Regions from separate parts of the Homo sapiens genome. Here region 2 is linked to region 1. Evidence: chromatin loops called from intact Hi-C (ENCODE). Cell type or tissue: ascending aorta. All regions are shown on one strand. Links, peaks and the distances in the headings refer to the core of each region. The heading gives the core; the rest is flanking DNA. Region 1 overlaps IGFBP-AS1 (IGFBP5 antisense RNA 1). Region 2 overlaps IGFBP-AS1 (IGFBP5 antisense RNA 1).

Region 1 (8,331 bases), core at 131-8,130:
ACACCATTACACTCTAGCCTGGGTGATAGAGTAAGACTCTGTCTCAAAAAAAAAAAAAAAAAAGTTTAATCCAACTATAAAAGTCGGTACTGGGGAGTCTGGAACTAAAGTTCAGAGGAAGCAGTATTATAGAGTGGGAATTGGGAACTTTATCTGGAAAGAGCTAGATAGTAAATCTTACAGGCTTTGCCAGCCATGTGGTCTTGGCTGCAACTATTCAACTCTGCTGCGGTAGCACAGAAGCAGCTATAGATAATATGTAAATGAATGACCCGGGCTGTGATCCAAGAAAACTTTATTTACAAAAACAGGTGGTGGGCTAGATTTGGCCCGCGGGCCAGGTTTTGCCAACCCCTGGTGTGTAGAGCTTTAGCCTGCTTAGCACTCTCTGCTTTTCCCTACCAGATGGTAAAGCACAGAGAATGTGCCAGTTTATGGCAAGAAGTTCCCTAATGGGCCTAAGCTGAAGTTGTAAGTGAAACCGAGCAGAAGAGGGACAGAATCTTCAGTGTGGAGGTGATATGGTGGTTGGCAGTAGAAAGAAGATTGTGGGCCAGGCATAGGGTCTCTTTAACAGCAGAGTATCTGAATATGGATGCTAAGGTGGCGGAGGAGGTAGGAGCAAGACATCTGGTTCTTTGTGTTGCCTAGGGCTCTAAGCAACCTCAGGCTCCACCTCTACTATGATTCCTGCTCTTTTTAGTCATCCCTGGAATCTTCTGGGATTTATGTCTCCTTTATGCCATCTACATTCTTGTAAACTCCCAATCTTGGCTCTCTTGCCAAACCCATTAGAGCTCACCGTTAGTAATCCTGCCTCAACAGTACCTTTCCTTGGCATTCAGGATAAATTAACCCTCCTCTATGCTTTCCTGGTGCTGCTATACACCTCCATCAGGTATAAATTGCATAATATCGCGTTATATTTATGGCTTCCTCACTGCAAAGTTTTCATGTATATGTTTTCCTCATCTTTACATTTTCAGCGGCTAGCTGGGGAAAAATGCGAAGAAAGAAAGAGGGAGAGAGATAGATAAAGAAGAGAAAGAAAAAAAAAGCAAAAAAAAAAAAAAGAAAGAAAAAGAAAAGAAAAAAATAGATGCAAGTTTGAGTTAATTCAAAATTGCCCAATCTAGTGCTATTTTGAGTGCTTTCTAATTGCTTTATTTATCATGTCTTCTCTCCCAGTGACTTATACTGTTTTTGAGGGAGAAAGGCAGAGTTGTAGTAGCCAGGATTATACTAGTCACAAATGGCAGAATTTCCATATCCAGCCTAGGCTAGAAGGGGGATTTGTTGGTTCCTGTAACTGAACCAAGGGAGGGCAGAGTGCAGCTGGCCTCAGGGTCAACAGGGAACAGGGAAAAGACAAGCGGATAGGACTCACTGTCCTCCATCTTGGTTTCTGCCCACGTACTAGTTCTGTTCACTCAGACTGATTCTCTTTTGGAATCAAGGGTGCCAGCAATGGCCAGGTTTCACGACCTGCCATTTTTACCGTGAAGAGGAGCTGCCTTACCTCCTGCCCCCCGCCTCCCGCCTCCCACCTCCCGAGGTCTAACTTAAAAACTCTTAGGGAAACATTGGCTTTCCGTGGGTCCTGTGCTCCACCTGAGATCAGGGAGGTATATTTTCACAACTGGAAGCTTCTAGTAGAATAAAACTGGCATGGGGTGGAAGGAAGACATCCCAGAGGAAGGGGGATGCATTTCTTAGAAGCAGAAGAACATGTGACAGGCAGACAGAGTAAGAGACATGCATTCAGTGTCTTCCTTTCTTGAATAGCCCTTTCTCAGTGGTTAGCCCTAAGCTGGGCAGAAACACACATGAACGACGAGAGCCATTTTCCTTTTAAAGTGCTGCCTCTCATCCCTTATGCAAATTTATCTCCAGTTTGGGGCTGCCGATAATTTTTTCCAGGGTAGATACATCCCCTTACCCTGATGGATTAAGAACCCACCTTTTGGCCAGGCATGGTGGCTCATGCCTGTAATCCCAGCTGCTTGGGAGGCCGAGGTGGACAGATCACGAGGTCAAGAGATGGAGACCATCCTGGCCACCATGGTGAAACCCTGTCTCTATTAAAAATACAAAAATTAGCTGGGCATGGTGGCATCCACCTGTAGTCCCAGCTACTTGGGAGGCTTAGGCAGGGGAATGGCTTGAATCCAGGAGGTGGAGGTTGCAGTGAGCTGAGATCATGCCACTGCACTCTGGCCTGGGTGACAGAGGGAGACTCCGTCTCAAAAAACAAAACAAAACAAAACAAAACAAAACAAAACAAAACAAAACAAACCCACCTTTTTAACAGACTTTATAGTCTAGAAGTCCCACCATCAACGTTGATCTTCCTTTCTACAGCCTGTAAGCACTGAAAAAAAGAGGCCCAACCATCTATTATCCATTCCACACTCATTTGTCCAGCATTTACAAAAAATTAGTAAACTGTTTTTTGGAGCAATTTTAGGTTCACAGCAAAATTGAGTGGAAAGTACAGAGATCCCGTCCAGCACATATTTTTCACAAACTATTGTGCAACCAGCTTTTATTGACATTTTTTTTGTTTTACTCAAAAACTCTGTGAAGTAGGGATGCATTTTTATCTGCACATTTCAGATAGGGAAACTGAGGCCTAGAAAGGTAAAGGGGCTTGCCCAAGACCTCACAGCTTTTGAGGAGCCAATCTGGGGGTGTTACTGTGCATTTTCCTGGGCACTTTCAAAGAGCAGAAGTTTCCAAAGCAGGAAGGGCTGGCTCTTCAATGGTAGAATTCTCCTTTCATAGTAGATATTGAGAGAAATAGTGTAACTATTGACAGGTTTTGAAAACCCTGAACTCAGCAAACAGACCACGTTCAGTCTGCCCATGTCTATTCAAGTCATCAACTTTGGGTCCCCACTGTGCCCCTGTAAGGGAGTCTAGCAACTTCTAATAAGGGATGGGCATTTTCTGTGTGGCTCCTTTCCCACCATTGATGCTGACATTCTGGCCCCTGAATACCCATTTCATTGGTACCAAATGGAAAAGCCCCTGGAGGGGAGGATGCCTGGGATGAGGGGGAGGGTAGCTGATGGGGCTCTCGAGATAGCCCTGGTTCGTCTCTCCCAAGACTAGTTCTCATGCCAAAGGATTCTTGTGTCTCAACCCATGAGATCTGTGGGGCTACAATTCCAGTTTCTTCTTTCTTTGGCTTCAGTACTTTCCAGCTCCAGTCTCTTGAGGTTAGGGTGTATGTGACGGGGAGAGGAGACTGGGGCAAGGGGTGGGGAGTTGAGTGGAGTGGGTGGTTGGTAATATTTTCCAGTTCTTTCTAAAGTGTCTGCCTTCCCTTAATGGATACGGAAGTGAGCCAGCCAGCTGACTGCCCCGACTGCAAGATTGGTTACTGCTTACATCATCTGAGCAGCCAGACTGGGGACAGGGGTGGTGGGGAGGTGGAGGAGAAGCTGAGCAGGGATTAATCCAGCCCTGAATGAATTAATAGACAAAGGCATTGGAGATCAGGTAACCTTTTTCCCAAGCTCATGCCCTGGGGATGTGGAGAAGAGCCAGACAGTTCCATTAGTGCATGCATGGCGTGCTCTGTGGGTGCTCCGCCCTTTATCAACATTTCAGTTCCATTCCATTGCACCCTATGCCTCTCCAGTCTGTGAGCTTTGGTTGAGAATCAGGAATGTCCCAAGAATATATTAGTGGAGGAGTGATATAGAGAGATCTAAGATTAACAGCCCTCTTGGCATTCCCTTTTAGAGGGGGCCAGCAACCTGCATCAGTTAGCTTTTGCATGATGAGCTACCCCTAGCGTTAGCGATGTCTGACAACATTCCTTCATCACTGCTGCGGAGTCTGCAAACCAGCAGGGCAGGCCTGCTGAATCAGATTGGGCTCTGTGGCTCTTGGCTGCACTTGCTTAAGTGTTTGTAGGCTGGCTGATGGGCCAGGCTGGTCAGTGATAGCCTGGATGACTGGAGCCTTTCTCTGCATACTCTCTCATCCTCTCCCAGGCAGACTTGAGCTTGCTCAGGTGGCAGAGGCAGGGTTCCAAGGAGGCAAGGGGCAGCCTGCAAAGCCTCTAGAAGACAGGCTTAGAATACATGTAACATGTTCTGTTGGCCACAGCAAGTTACAGGGCCAAAGCCGGCAGTGGGGAAGAGCTCCAGCTCTTGATGAGAGTAGGGGAAAAGAAATGCAGACATTTCTGCACTCTGCTTTAGACACACGCACCCTCACTATGCACAGAAGACTGATAGTCCTCTTTGATTTCTCTTATCACACATGCTTATGGCAGGATGGAGGAAGAGTAGTTAAGTCTGACAGGGGTGAGTGGGATGGGACAGAATTTGAGGAAAACTTCACAGAGCAGGCAGCCTTAAAGGACAAATAGTATTTCAACAGAAGCAGAAACACACACCTCTTTCTCTTCCTTTTCTATTATTTTCCTCTTGCCAAAAACCCACATTGGACCCAGCTACCACTTAATCTAGAGATTCCATCAGCGATGCTGTGGTGGCTCCCATCCAAGTATAAACCAGGTCAGGCCCTGCTTAGCTTCTGAGATTGGGTGCATTCAGGGTGATATGGCCGTAGACGGTGACCCTATGGCGTAGAATATGCTTTCTGCATCTGGAGGCAAGATGAGCTCCAGCTAGAGCTTCCAGGGGTTAGAAAAAGGGAGGTTCCCTGACTCACATTTTTGCCAAATTATAATGCTTCTTTCCTATCTCTCGTCTCTTCTTGAGCTCCTCCCCTGCCGCTCTTTTTCTCGCTGTGATTTCTAATGGGTATAGATCTATGGATGGCAACAAGGAAAAAGAAAAGTAAAAATTGTTATTATTCCATTGCCAATGGAAGAAAAGATCAATTTATTTATCTTACTCTGTGGAGGGGTCATGCAGATACCCCACTCATTAGTATGTGAATTCCTTGTTAAGTGCTTAGTGCAGTTTTGGGGGCAGAGTGTGTGGATCAATAGACAGCATGAAGGCAACAGAAGTGATGGTAATTGTTGTAATTATTGTACTTAATGAGTCATTGGAAATGGAAACATTATTTGAGCAGACTTCTACTGCCTTAGCAGAATTTGCTGATTTGCTAGCATCCTTTACTAGTAAGATCATTAAAAACAAATATTCAAATTTTAGAATTGTTTTTTCTATGATCCAGCAGTCTCACTATTAGGTATTTATCCAAAGGAAATCAGTATATCAAAGGAATACCTACATCCCAAGGTTTACTGAAGCACTATTCAAAATAGCCAAGATATGAAATCAACCTGTGTCCATCAACAAATGAATGGAAAAAGAAAATGTGAGACATGGCTGGGTGCAGTGGCTCACGCCTGTAATCCCAGCACTTTGGGAGGCCAAGGCGGGTGGATCACGAGGTCAGGAGGTCAAGACCATCTTGGCTAACATGGTGAAACCTCGTCTTTACTAAAAATACAAAAAAAAAAAAAAATTAGCCAGGTGCGGTGGTGGGTGCATGTAGTCCCAGCTACTCGTGAGGCTGAGACAGGAGAATGGTGTGAACCCAAGAGGCGGAGTTTGCAGTGAGCGGAGATCGCACCACTGCACTCCAGACTGGGCAACAGTGCAAGACTCTGTCTCAAAAAAAAAAAAAGAAAAGAAAAGAAAATGTGAGATGTATATATATATATATCTGTATGTGTATTTTATATATATATATACACACACATATATATACACATATATATATAAAGTTGGTGCAAAAGTAATTGCGATTTTTGCCATTAAAAGTAATGTAACACATACACATGTAGAATACTATTCAGCCATAAAAATGAAATGTCCTCATTTGCAGCAAAATGGCTGGAACTGGAGGTCATTATGTTAACTGAAATAAGCTAGATACAGAAAGACAAATATTGCATGTTCTCACTCATATGTGGGAGCTAAAAGGTGGATCTCATGGAGGTAGGGAGTAGAATGCTAATTACCAGAGTTTGGGAAGGGTGGGGAGTTGGAGGAAGAGAGGGTGGTTAATGGGTACAAACATACAGCTAGAAGAATATGTTGCGGTGCTTGATAGCACAGCAGAGTGACCACAGTTAGCAGTAATATGTTGTACAATTCAAAATAGCTAGATGAGAAGATCTGAAATGTTTCCAATGTCAAAGAAATGTAAATGTTTGAGGTGATGAATGTCCTACGTACCCTGATTTGATCATTACACATTATTATGCATGTATCAACACATCACATGTGCTCCTTGCATATGTAGGTTGTTATGTTTCATTAAAAAAAGTTTAGGGCCAGGCATGGTGGCTCACACCTGTAATCCCAGCACTTTGGAAGGCCAAGGTGGGTGGATCACCTGAGGTCAGGAGTTCAAGACCAGCCTGGTCAACATGGCGAAACCCCGTCTCTACTAAATATTAAAAAACTTAGCCGGGCATGGTAGTGCATGCCTGTAATCCCAGCTACTTGGGAGGCTTAGGCAGGAGAATCACTTGAACCTGGGAGGCAGAGGTTGCAGTGAGCCAAGATCGTGCCATTGCACTCCAGACTGAGCAATAAGAGTGAAACTTGGTCTCAAAAAAAAAAAAAAAATTAAAACAAACAAGCAACTTTCTATTTTAGCACATGCATGAGGAACTCTCTTCCCTAGGGGAAAAAAAGTCCCAGGAGGAAACCTAGAGTGGGTCTGGGGTTGGTCCTCCTCCCTGTGAAATCTACCCTTGGAGAAATCCTCTGTCCACATCTCCACCTGAGGGAGGATGCCCTAACCCTGCCCTCACCCTAGCAGCTGTTGGAGAAGATGAGGGAAGCGCTGAGAGTGCAGACTGTTTTCTTATGCTCCCCAGTCTCTGTGGCCAGGAGTACTCCTTTTGCCAAGAAAGGGGTGGTGCCCCACTAAACCTGGTTTGTCTTTTCTCTGTCTCTGCCCTGTCTTTGAAGGTCCTAGGGCCCTTGTGCATTTCTTACATGCCAATCATGGAGTAGGCTGGGGCCTGGGGTTTTGGGTAGGGATTCTGTTTTGTTCGTTCCCAGTCTGGAAGATGTGGCCAAGAGTGGAGGTTCTAGATGGGAGCTGAGGTGGTGCGAGCCACCTCCACCCTTATGTAATCCTCAGACCTTCCTCCCCTCTGTCCTTCATGACAGAACCAGTGTCTAAATCTGAACTTGTTTGGTTGCAGAGAACAGAAACATAATTCCGATTAGTGTAGACAAATGAGACATTTCTTCCAGAGATACGAAGGGCACTGAGATGCCTCACAGAAATAGGGGAAGAGCTGCAGCAATCACTGTTTGCTCATCTCTGCTTATCTGTGCTTCTCTGACTGCTAGTTAATTTTGAGTACTTCCCAGAGGCTTTCGTCTCCTAGGAGGCACATAACCACCAGCTGTCCCTGCTTAGCAACTTCTGCAGAAAGAGAGTGCCTTTTCCCCCTACCGTATTCTTCGCTGCAACTCAGGGAAGGATTCTCAGTTTCCCTACTTGGGCTACGTGTCACTGCTGCCTGAACACAGACCACTAGGCTTTGTTCGTCCTTAGTCCTACGCCCACTCCTCCAAGTAGCAGAAGAAAGACGATGGGAATGTTTGCCGAACAGACAACACCCAAGAAGTACTCTAGCAGGCCTAAAACCTAAGCAGGTGATGTAATCCTTTTTTCTATTATCTCCAGAGCCCATCAGCATAGTTGGTGTCTACTCTTCCTTCCTATGGCTGATGGGTATAAGCCAATCATTGCTGTTCCTCTTCTCATTGACAGTGATTGGTTTAGGTACAAGCATGTGATGTGATCCTGGCCAATATGATGTAAGGAGATAACAACTAGAAGAGTTCTCAATCCTTAAGAAGCTTAATCTCTTTTGCTGGCCACTATCCAGCCTGTAAGGGATGCCTGGAACTGTCGGACCCAGCCTGCAGCTGTAAGGACCTGGTCAAGGTCAAGGTTGACATGCTGAGGATGGCACAGCAGAGTGGAGCCAGGTCCTTGAGGACCTGGTTGAGCTGTTGAGTTAACCAACCCTGAAGCCACCATCTCCAGGGCATTTTTTTTTTTTTAATATGAGAGAGTAAATTTTTCACCTATTTTAAGCCAGTGGTTTTCAAAGTCTGGTCTCTGGACCAGAAACGCCAATCAGCATCCCCTGGGAACTTGTTAGAAATGCAAATTCTTGAGTCTTACCCAGAACTACTTAATTAAAATCTCTGGGAGGGGGGCTCAGCTGTTTGCCTTTTAACAAGCCCTTCAGGTACATGCTAAAGTTTGAGAGCCACCATTTAAGCCATTGGAGTCAAGATTGGAGGAGGATTTGATTCTGTTTACTTGCTGCTGAAATATTCTAAGTGGAATAGTCTTAAC
Region 2 (8,331 bases), core at 281-8,280, 83 kb before region 1:
TGTAGAGAATTTCAAACAGACACAAAAGATGGCTCTCCCATTACTCCATGGCCACCCTGTCCCATATACACAGCTCCATCTGCTCCCCCCATTCCCATTGACTGGATTTTAAAATAGAATGAAAACATGGCCCTTCAGTCCAGGCACAGTATTATGTTTATGGGGCATCTTTCTTCTTACACCCTGAACACTCACCTGCATTTCCTGACTAGTAAGTAGGGAGGGGGGTGATTCCTCTCTCTATTGGAGAAGAAAATTTGGTGATCTATAGAAGTGAGTGTTTGGGGAAAGTGGGTCAGTGGAGGATGCAGGTGAGGTTCCAGAGTCTGGACATACAAGAGGATGGGGTTGGGGGCAGATGATCTGGGCAGAGAAAGCAGTGAAGCAAGAGGTGGAGAAAAGGGGGTGGAGAGGGCACATCCAGGTGAAGCGTCCTGAGTATAGGGGAGCCCACAGGACTGGAACAAGTGAGGCTGGTGGTACCTATCTAGGGATCATCCGCAAAACTGTGGCAATATGAACATGACCTCCCACAGAGAATCACTGGGCAGAAGAGAGCACCTGGTCTGAGCTTAGGAGAAGAGCCCGAGTTATTGCTTGAGAGGAAAAGAGGAACAGAGAAAGAACAGTCTGGAAATAAAAGGAGCAACTGAGGCATCAGTCTCTGCCTTCTTGAACTAGGAATGCTCTAAGAGAAAGAAGAAAATCACCATAATAACACCATTAGCCAACTTTCATAGAAGCCTTCTTACATGCGAGCCACCTGACATGCATTATTTTACTTAATCTTCACTACAGCCTTATAAGGGAGAGCACATTTATTAACTTACTTTATAATTGAGACTGGAGGCACTGAATGGCTTAAAAAACAAGCCCAAGACCACACAGCTACTAGATAGAAGAGTTGGGCTACGAGCTCAGGAAGTTTGAGCTGGCAGTCTCCACACTTAACCATGCCAACCTGCCTGCCTGGGGAAGCCATGGTTGGTTTCGCATGATAAAGAACTGCCACTGAAGCCTGAATTAAGGGAAAGGGTGGTGGGTTGCCGAGAGTAGAAGTCGATGAGAGCCACCACATGGAGTCATCAGTACAGACCAAGCAGTCAGTCTAAGAGATCTTTCTTGGAAGAGGGAAGAGAGAGGTAGTGGCTAGATTGATGACTGTGATGGTTAACTTATGTGTCAACTTAACTGGGTTAAGGGACACCCAGACAGCTGGTAAAACATTATTTCTGGGTGTGTCTGTGAGGGTGTTTCTGGAACAGACCAGCATTTCAGTCAGAGAACTGAGTAAAGCAGATTCACCCTTACCAACATGGGCTGGCATCAGCCAATTCACTGAGGGCCCAAATAGAATAAAAAGGCAAGGACGATTGGGTGAACTGGCTCTGTCTTTTCCTGAGCTGGGACATCCATTTTCTCCTGCCCTTGGACATCAGAGCTCCTGGTTCAAAGTTCCCCTGAATCTCACCCCCAATCCCCTCCAATTCTCAGGCCTTTGGACTGGGAGTTACACCAGAGGCTCCGCTTGTTCTTAGGCCTTGGGACTCAAACTGAATTACACTATTGGCTTTCCTAGGCTCCATAATTGCATGAACCAATCCAATAAAAAAATGTCCTTTCATCTGTGTATCTATGTATTTCTCTATGTATCTGTATATCTATGTATTAGCAATCCATCCATCCATCCATCCATCCATCCATTCATCCAACCAACCACCCAACCATTCATCCATCCTATTGGTTTTGCTTCTCTGGAGAACTCTGACTAGTACAATGGCCCTAGGAAAACCCTGGTTTTCTGCAAAATAGAGGGGGAAGTGGAGAAGCTGGTGACAAGGGAGACAAGAGGCGAAGGCAGGGAGTGGACATAGGAAGACAGCTGGAATAGATACTTTTTGGTGTGGGTGGAGGGGCTTGGTTTCTGTGCAGGCAATGAAGGCAGAGAGGTGATTCCAGGAAGGAAGGAGGGATGAAGGGCACCTGTTTGATTTGACCATGGTGAAGGAAGTCAAGAGCTTGTCATCATGTCAAGGTGGGAAGAGACTGGAACCTATGGAGAGAAATGAGTGTGTGAAACAGCTGGGATAAACTGGGTAGGATGGCAGACTCTTGAGATTGCCAGGAAGTTGCTTATCCTGAGTCCCAGAGAAGTGTGCAGTTATACTTCTCGAGTTTTCTTGGTAGTGGCTTAACTTGATCACAGAGTGCCAGCATTGCAGAGATTGGTTAAGGCAGATGGAGGCCTGGAAATCAGATCAAACTTGCTCCTCAGTGCCTTCACCCTGCTTCTGCCAGCTCTGTGCCTGGCATGCAGGATGGGAAAGAAGAGAGGTGGTTTGGAAGCAGGAGGCAGGGAGCCCGCATCCCTGCCTTACCCTACCTCCTGCCACCACCTGGGCAGCACTGCAGTGAGCTCCAGGATGAGAAGGCTGACTCAGGTGACTGAGAGTCTCCTCTTAGAGCAGGTTGCTGCCCAGCTCCAGGGCTGGCCAAGCCATCTCTCCAACCAGATTTCAGAGAGAGGTGGCTGGCAGGAGCATGGTGATCTCACACGCCTCAGCACACTCCTTTCCCACCAGCTCCTGGGAGGTGTGGGGCATGCTTAGGAACTCCATGCTTTCAGCCTCACTGTTTAGCAGGATGGCCATTTATGCCCAAGGTTCAGATTCTCAGAGTGGTCCCTGTCCCCAGAGTAAGAACTACTTACCCTACCTCCTGCCACCACCCCGGCAGCACTGCAGTGAGCTCAGGAGTGAGGAGGTTGACTCAGGTGGCCTGATTCAGAGCAGGCACCCAACTACTGTAGAGCGAATTTCCCCCTGAACTCCTGGGGTAGTGGCCAGTGCCCCCAACTCCTAACCCAAGTCCAATTACCCAGCAGGCCCAAAGAAACATGAGTAAAGCTTCCATCTCTTTTCTAGACTTACACGGATGGGGCTCTGCCACAGGCATTGGCTATAAGAAGGTTGGTCTCTCTTAGCCATACGTTGCGACAGCAACAGGAAGAGAAAGATGCGGCCTCGTTAAAGCCCATTGGGAAATGTGAGCAGGATCAATGCTAGTTGAGAAATCTGGGGTACCTTTTTAGTAACAGCTTTATTGAAATATAATTATTCACACACCATACAATTCAACCATTTAAAGTGTACAATTCAATGATTTTTAGTATATTCATAGAGCTGTGCAACTATCACCACAATTAATTTAAAAATATTTTACCACCTTGAAAGAAACCCTGAGCCATTTAGCTATTACTCTATAATCTCCCCAACATCCTCTACCCCTAAGCAACTACTCATCTACTTTCTGTCTATAGATTTGCCTATTCTGGATGTTTCATATAAATGGAATCATATAATAAGTGGTCTTTTGTGTCTGGCTTCTTTCACTTAGTATAATGGTTTCAAGGTTCAACCATGTTTCAGCATGTATCAGTACTTCATTCTTTTTTATGGCTGAATAATATTCCAAGGTATGGATATACCATAGTTTGTTTATTGATTTATCAGTCGATGGACATTTTAGTTGTTTCTAGTTTTTGGCTATTAAGAATAATGCTTCTATGAACACTTGTATGCAAGTTTTTGTGTGAACACATGTTTTTATTTCTCTTGGGTGATGTACCTAGAATTGAGATTGCTGGGTCATATGGTAACTCTATGCTTAACTTTTTGAGGAAATGACTGGCTGTTTTCCAAAGTAGCTTCATCTTTTTCCATTCTCTGGGGCAATGTATGAGAGTCCCAATTGTCCACAGTCTTGTCAACACTTATTATTATCTGACTCTTTGATTATAATCATCCTACTGGGTATAAAGTGGTATCCATTGTCATTTTGATTTGCCTGATGACTAATGATATTAAGCATCTTTCTATGTACTAATTGGCCATTTGTATATCTTCTTTGGAGAGATGTCTATTCAGATCCATTGCTTTTTATTTTATTTTTTTTTTATAAGATGGAGTCTTGCTTTGTCACCCAGGCTGGAGTGCAGCAGCGTGATCTCGGCTCACTGCAACCTATATTTCAAGGGCTCTATAGCCACATGTGCCTAGTGGCTACTGTATTGGACAGTGCAAATATAGACTATTCCCATAAATGCAAAAAGTTTTACTGGATGTTGTTATAGAGGCTAAGTTACATGTCCAAGATGACATATGGGTCATACATCATCCTTAGGCTCTGAGTCCTTGGATCAGTGCTAGATCTCAAGCATGAACCTAATTGACAAGAGAGAAAGGACTTACAAGAGGAAGAAACATTAAGTTGTTTTCATGGTTCTAAAGTTCTGTTGTATTTTTAAAAAGTCAGAAGAAGCCACCAGCAAATGAACCCAAGTCAGCTGATGTTTCATGAGAGTACTTCAGCACCAGGCACTGTGCTTTATTTTGTGTTACCAGGAACACAAAGTTGAGTATGTTTCCTGATTGCAGAGATCTTTACGGTTTTCTGTGGAAGACTGGACACATACAGTTAGTACAAAGCGCATACAGGTATTATCTTCAGAGAGATGCAGGCAACCAGCCTGGGGGCTGGGGATTAAGATTCACTCCCAGGGGCATCTCTATAGTACACACACCTTAATAGATGTCCTATTTTTCCTAGCCATTTAAGCACCCCCTTGTCTTTTTGACTCTCCCAGAGAGCATGACCAGCTTCAGGGAAGAACATACCGATTGTGTTATTACAGGGCTGTGCTTCGACACTGGCTGACATCTGGCCAACCCTACAATACTAAAACTGCACAGACTCGCAGTGCAGAAGAGGCTGACAGCCCCAGTGAAAAACTGAGTTCTCCAGTTCTAACTTCCAGGGGTTATTCAAAGTGTCAGGGAAGTGGGGCAGGGAGTGGCGGAGGGAAGACATTCTAGAAAATTGATGAGGAGTGTTTGGGCTGGGGCCTTTTGGAAACTGCTCCCATCCTGAGGCTGGCCCAGCCTGCCCCATCTCAACCCAGTGCCTTTGAAGTGTGTTACCTGGACAGGGAGCTGAGCCATGCTTGGCAGGAAGGGGCGGAAGGCTGTGTGGTCTGGCACAGGGCAGAGCAGAGGGGCAGCGGGACTAAGCTAGGATCTGGTGCTGACTCAACGGCACCTCTGCAGCCAGCATTCCGCCAGCCAGTCCAGCTGGAAAATGAGGGAAGGACCAAGTGGAGACCTCACTGAGAAATCCAGATGTCTTTCACGAGAATAAACAAGGCAGCCCTCCTTTCTTTCTCTGGCCCGTGTTTCTCGCTTTGTGTGTGTGTCTGTTTCTGGGTCTCTGGGAGTGTGTGTGTGTGTGTGTCTTTTAGCTTTGAGCATTTTTCTCTGTTCCCTGTGCTTTTACTTTCCATATAGATCCACGTCAGGGCTTGATTTTGGTCTCTGCCTCAGTCACTGTCTTCAGGTATCACTGGGCAGAGCCCGTAGTATCCCTCTCACCCCACCCACTTCCCTATACCTGTCTTTAACTTCCCTTCTATTTCAAGCAAGGTCCGGGTTTCTGCTGAGTCTTCTGAGTGGTGTGTCTCGGCGGCCTCGGCTCTTCCTCCTTGACAATAGAAATGTTGGGGGTAGCGGGAATAGAAAAAGCTCTTGACCTGGCAAAGGCCTTGCAGGGCTCTGGCTCTGTTCGTTGCTGGAGCAACAGCAGAGTTTTTTTTTGTTGTTGTTTTTTTTTGTTTTTTTTTTTTTGTTTTTTTTTTAATAGGCACTTCTGGTATAGGAACAAAGAACAACAACAGAAAAACCCACTCCTTTAAAGTATGTACTTTTCTATGGCCTTGGATTTCATTTTTCTTTGCCACCCCGTGCCTCACCCCCAGAGTTCTCAGACAGGCCACACATCTTCCATCTTTCTACCCCTACATCCTTCCTATTTCTCAGAAAGCAAAATCCATTTACCTCCCCCTGGCCTTCCTCTCTCATCCCATTCCTCCTCATGTAGTGTGATTTGGAGAGTAGCTTGACTTTAATTGTCTGCATCTCATTTGACTCAAGTTTCAGAGGGACACCCTTGTTCAGAGTCTGACTCTGTCCGAAAACATACCAGCTGGGAGTCACACAAAACTGAGTTGGACCACGATGCCTCCCTCAGCTGAGTGACCTTGGTGTGTGCCATTTTGAGCTTCAGTGCTCCTCACTTGTAAAACGGAAATAATTTAACCCACAATGGTGGGAATGCAAAACAGGATAATATACATAACCTTCTTAAGCATACTGTTCAATAAGTAAATGGGCTTTCGACCTGAAGTTCCAACTCTTCACATTCACTGTGGATAGCAAAGAGTGTTCTCTCTTTTTAAGATAGCCTTGGCTTCTCCTCTTAATGTATTCCCCTTTCCTTCTGTACCAGGCCTAGTGATAATTGCCTGTCCTGCCTCTGTTCACAGGGAGCGAGCCTCAGTGCTTTGAACGCCTCCTGCTCCATCACAGTGACTGCTCAAGGCAGGACACCTGATCCTATCGGAATCCACCCACGGGTGAGTCTGGGACAATTCGATTCTCTCTTTCATAAATGAAAGAATGAAAGGCACACAGGAGGAAGGATCAGTTAGGGGCAGTCATGGGAGGTGAGAAGCCTTAGGAGGATGGAATATTGGAAGAAGGATAAGAGGAACAAATAGCAGCAGGCGAGGAGGATGGAATCAAGAGACAATGGCCCTGGATCACAAAGGCTTTTGGTTCTCCCGTTCCAGGGACCCATGACATCTTCCCCATTTTCCCATGACATTCCTGGTACCTTTTCAACCACGCCTCTATTCCCTTGAACTAGTTGGAGGGGGTTTCTGTTCCTTGCAACCCAAAGAGCCTTTATGAGAACACCGCCATGGATTTTCTGATTGTGAGTGCTGCTTGGCTGTCACAGAAGTCCTCTTCTTCTCTCACCTCGAAGGGTTTGGGCATTCTGTGTCTTCATGGAATGTCAACTCTGCAAGGTGCTGCACGACAGGAGTTCATTCTTCCATCAGTTTTCAAGCTAGACAACTTTCATGCTTAGGAAACTCCTGTAGCATCCAACAATGTTCCTCTTGCTGCAGTTTGAACTCTTCTTCTCATTGTTCTTCTTCTTTTTTGAGATGGAGTTTCGCTGTTGTTGCCCAGGCTGTGGTGCAATGGTGTGATCTCGGTTCAATACAAACTTGGCCTCCTGGGTTCAGGCGATTCTCCTGCCTCAGCCTCCTGAGTAGCTGGGATTACAGGCGCCTGCCACCACACCCAGCTAATTTTTGTATTTTTAGTAGAGACTGGGTTTTGCCATGTTGGCCAGGCTGGTCTCGAACTCCTGACCTCAGGTGATCTGCCCACCTTGGCCTCCCAACGTGCTGGGATTATATGCGTGAGCCACTGCACCTGGCCTTTCCCCCGGCCCCCGCTCCTTTGGAAGCCTTGTAGCTCAATTTTTTTTTTAATTGATTGGTTTCAAGGAGACCAGAGATCAGACTCTGAATTTCTCAAGGGAGAGATTCTGGAGACATAAAATCTGTTTTGAAAGTTTTAAACTATATCTTACCTTTGCAAGATGCCTGATGTTTTGGATCTCAGCCCTATTTTTTTGAGAATTCACCATACGTTCACAGACATCATCTCTTTGTTCCTTCCCACAATATCTGGCTGGCTCAGTGAACCCATTCTCCCAACCTGGAAATAGAAGCCTAGAAGAAGGCTGGCTGGGGGCTTGCATCTCTGAGGCAAGTCAGCTTTGGAAACCTGGGAAGAATGCCTCCTTTCCCCACTATCCCAGGCTCATTGCCAAGCTGCCAGCTAGAGACCCGAGCTCTGGGCAGAACTCATTTCAGAGTGAGTCAGAAACATGAGGGAGTCTTGTTCACACATGCCGACCAAGGGAAAAGCCCCAAGGGAGATGTTTCAAGGAGTCCTACCAGAGACTCGGGAGATCTTTTCTCTTCTCTATTGGAAGAGACAGCCCACCCACTTGGCGGATGCCCAGCTCTCCAGACTGAGTGCCAAGAAAAGAATAAGAGAGGTCCTGAGACCCTGGCTCCAGGGCCATGGTCTGTCTCTATGGAGTACAGGGTCGGGACCATTCATAACAGGCACAAAACACTCCTCTGGCCCTTTAGCAAGAGAGCTGCTATGACAGCACCCCCACTGACCTGGACATCTCTGTGATGTTACCTTAGAAACCAGAAAAAGCAATCTAAGCCACTTCTTTGATTTTCTCTAGCATCTGGAAATTAAACTTTTTACACGAGCCAATACTTTTAGCCTTTTTCTTAACCCAAACTTCCTCTCCCAGGACTGCTGTGGAGGGAGAATTTAGAACGGGTGAGCTAAGAACCTTCCGAGATGCCAAAGGTCTTTGACATTTGGTGAGTTTGAGTAC

Evidence for each region. Hi-C counts contacts between places; a loop is a spot of excess contacts. Peaks named below come from ENCODE experiments on the same cell type or tissue, not always from the same donor. Only the 100,000 strongest peaks of a DNase experiment are listed, where the experiment ranks them.
Region 2: a loop joins it to region 1, with 3 times the contacts of the local background. A loop is called at or near these places in 6 of 110 quality-filtered maps.

The regions. Positions count from the first base shown.
Region 1 is chr2:216,789,012-216,797,342 of GRCh38, forward strand. All of the region lies in intron 3 of IGFBP-AS1 (IGFBP5 antisense RNA 1), which reads left to right. It also overlaps the pseudogene RNA5SP120. Among named protein-coding and RNA genes, the nearest start is that of TNP1, 67 kb to the right of the region's middle. In ascending aorta, for the core only: a CTCF peak has its summit at 3,783; DNase peaks (open chromatin) are centred at 3,360 and 3,880; H3K27ac peaks cover 5,387 bases.
Region 2 is chr2:216,706,004-216,714,334 of GRCh38, forward strand. IGFBP-AS1 (IGFBP5 antisense RNA 1) reads left to right here. Exons shown (of 6, transcript NR_187138.1): 2 at 6,377-6,466. Among named protein-coding and RNA genes, the nearest start is that of IGFBP5, 15 kb to the left of the region's middle. In ascending aorta, for the core only: no CTCF peak of the experiment used is centred there; DNase peaks (open chromatin) are centred at 4,734, 5,068 and 7,848; H3K4me3 peaks cover 795 bases; H3K27ac peaks cover 2,973 bases.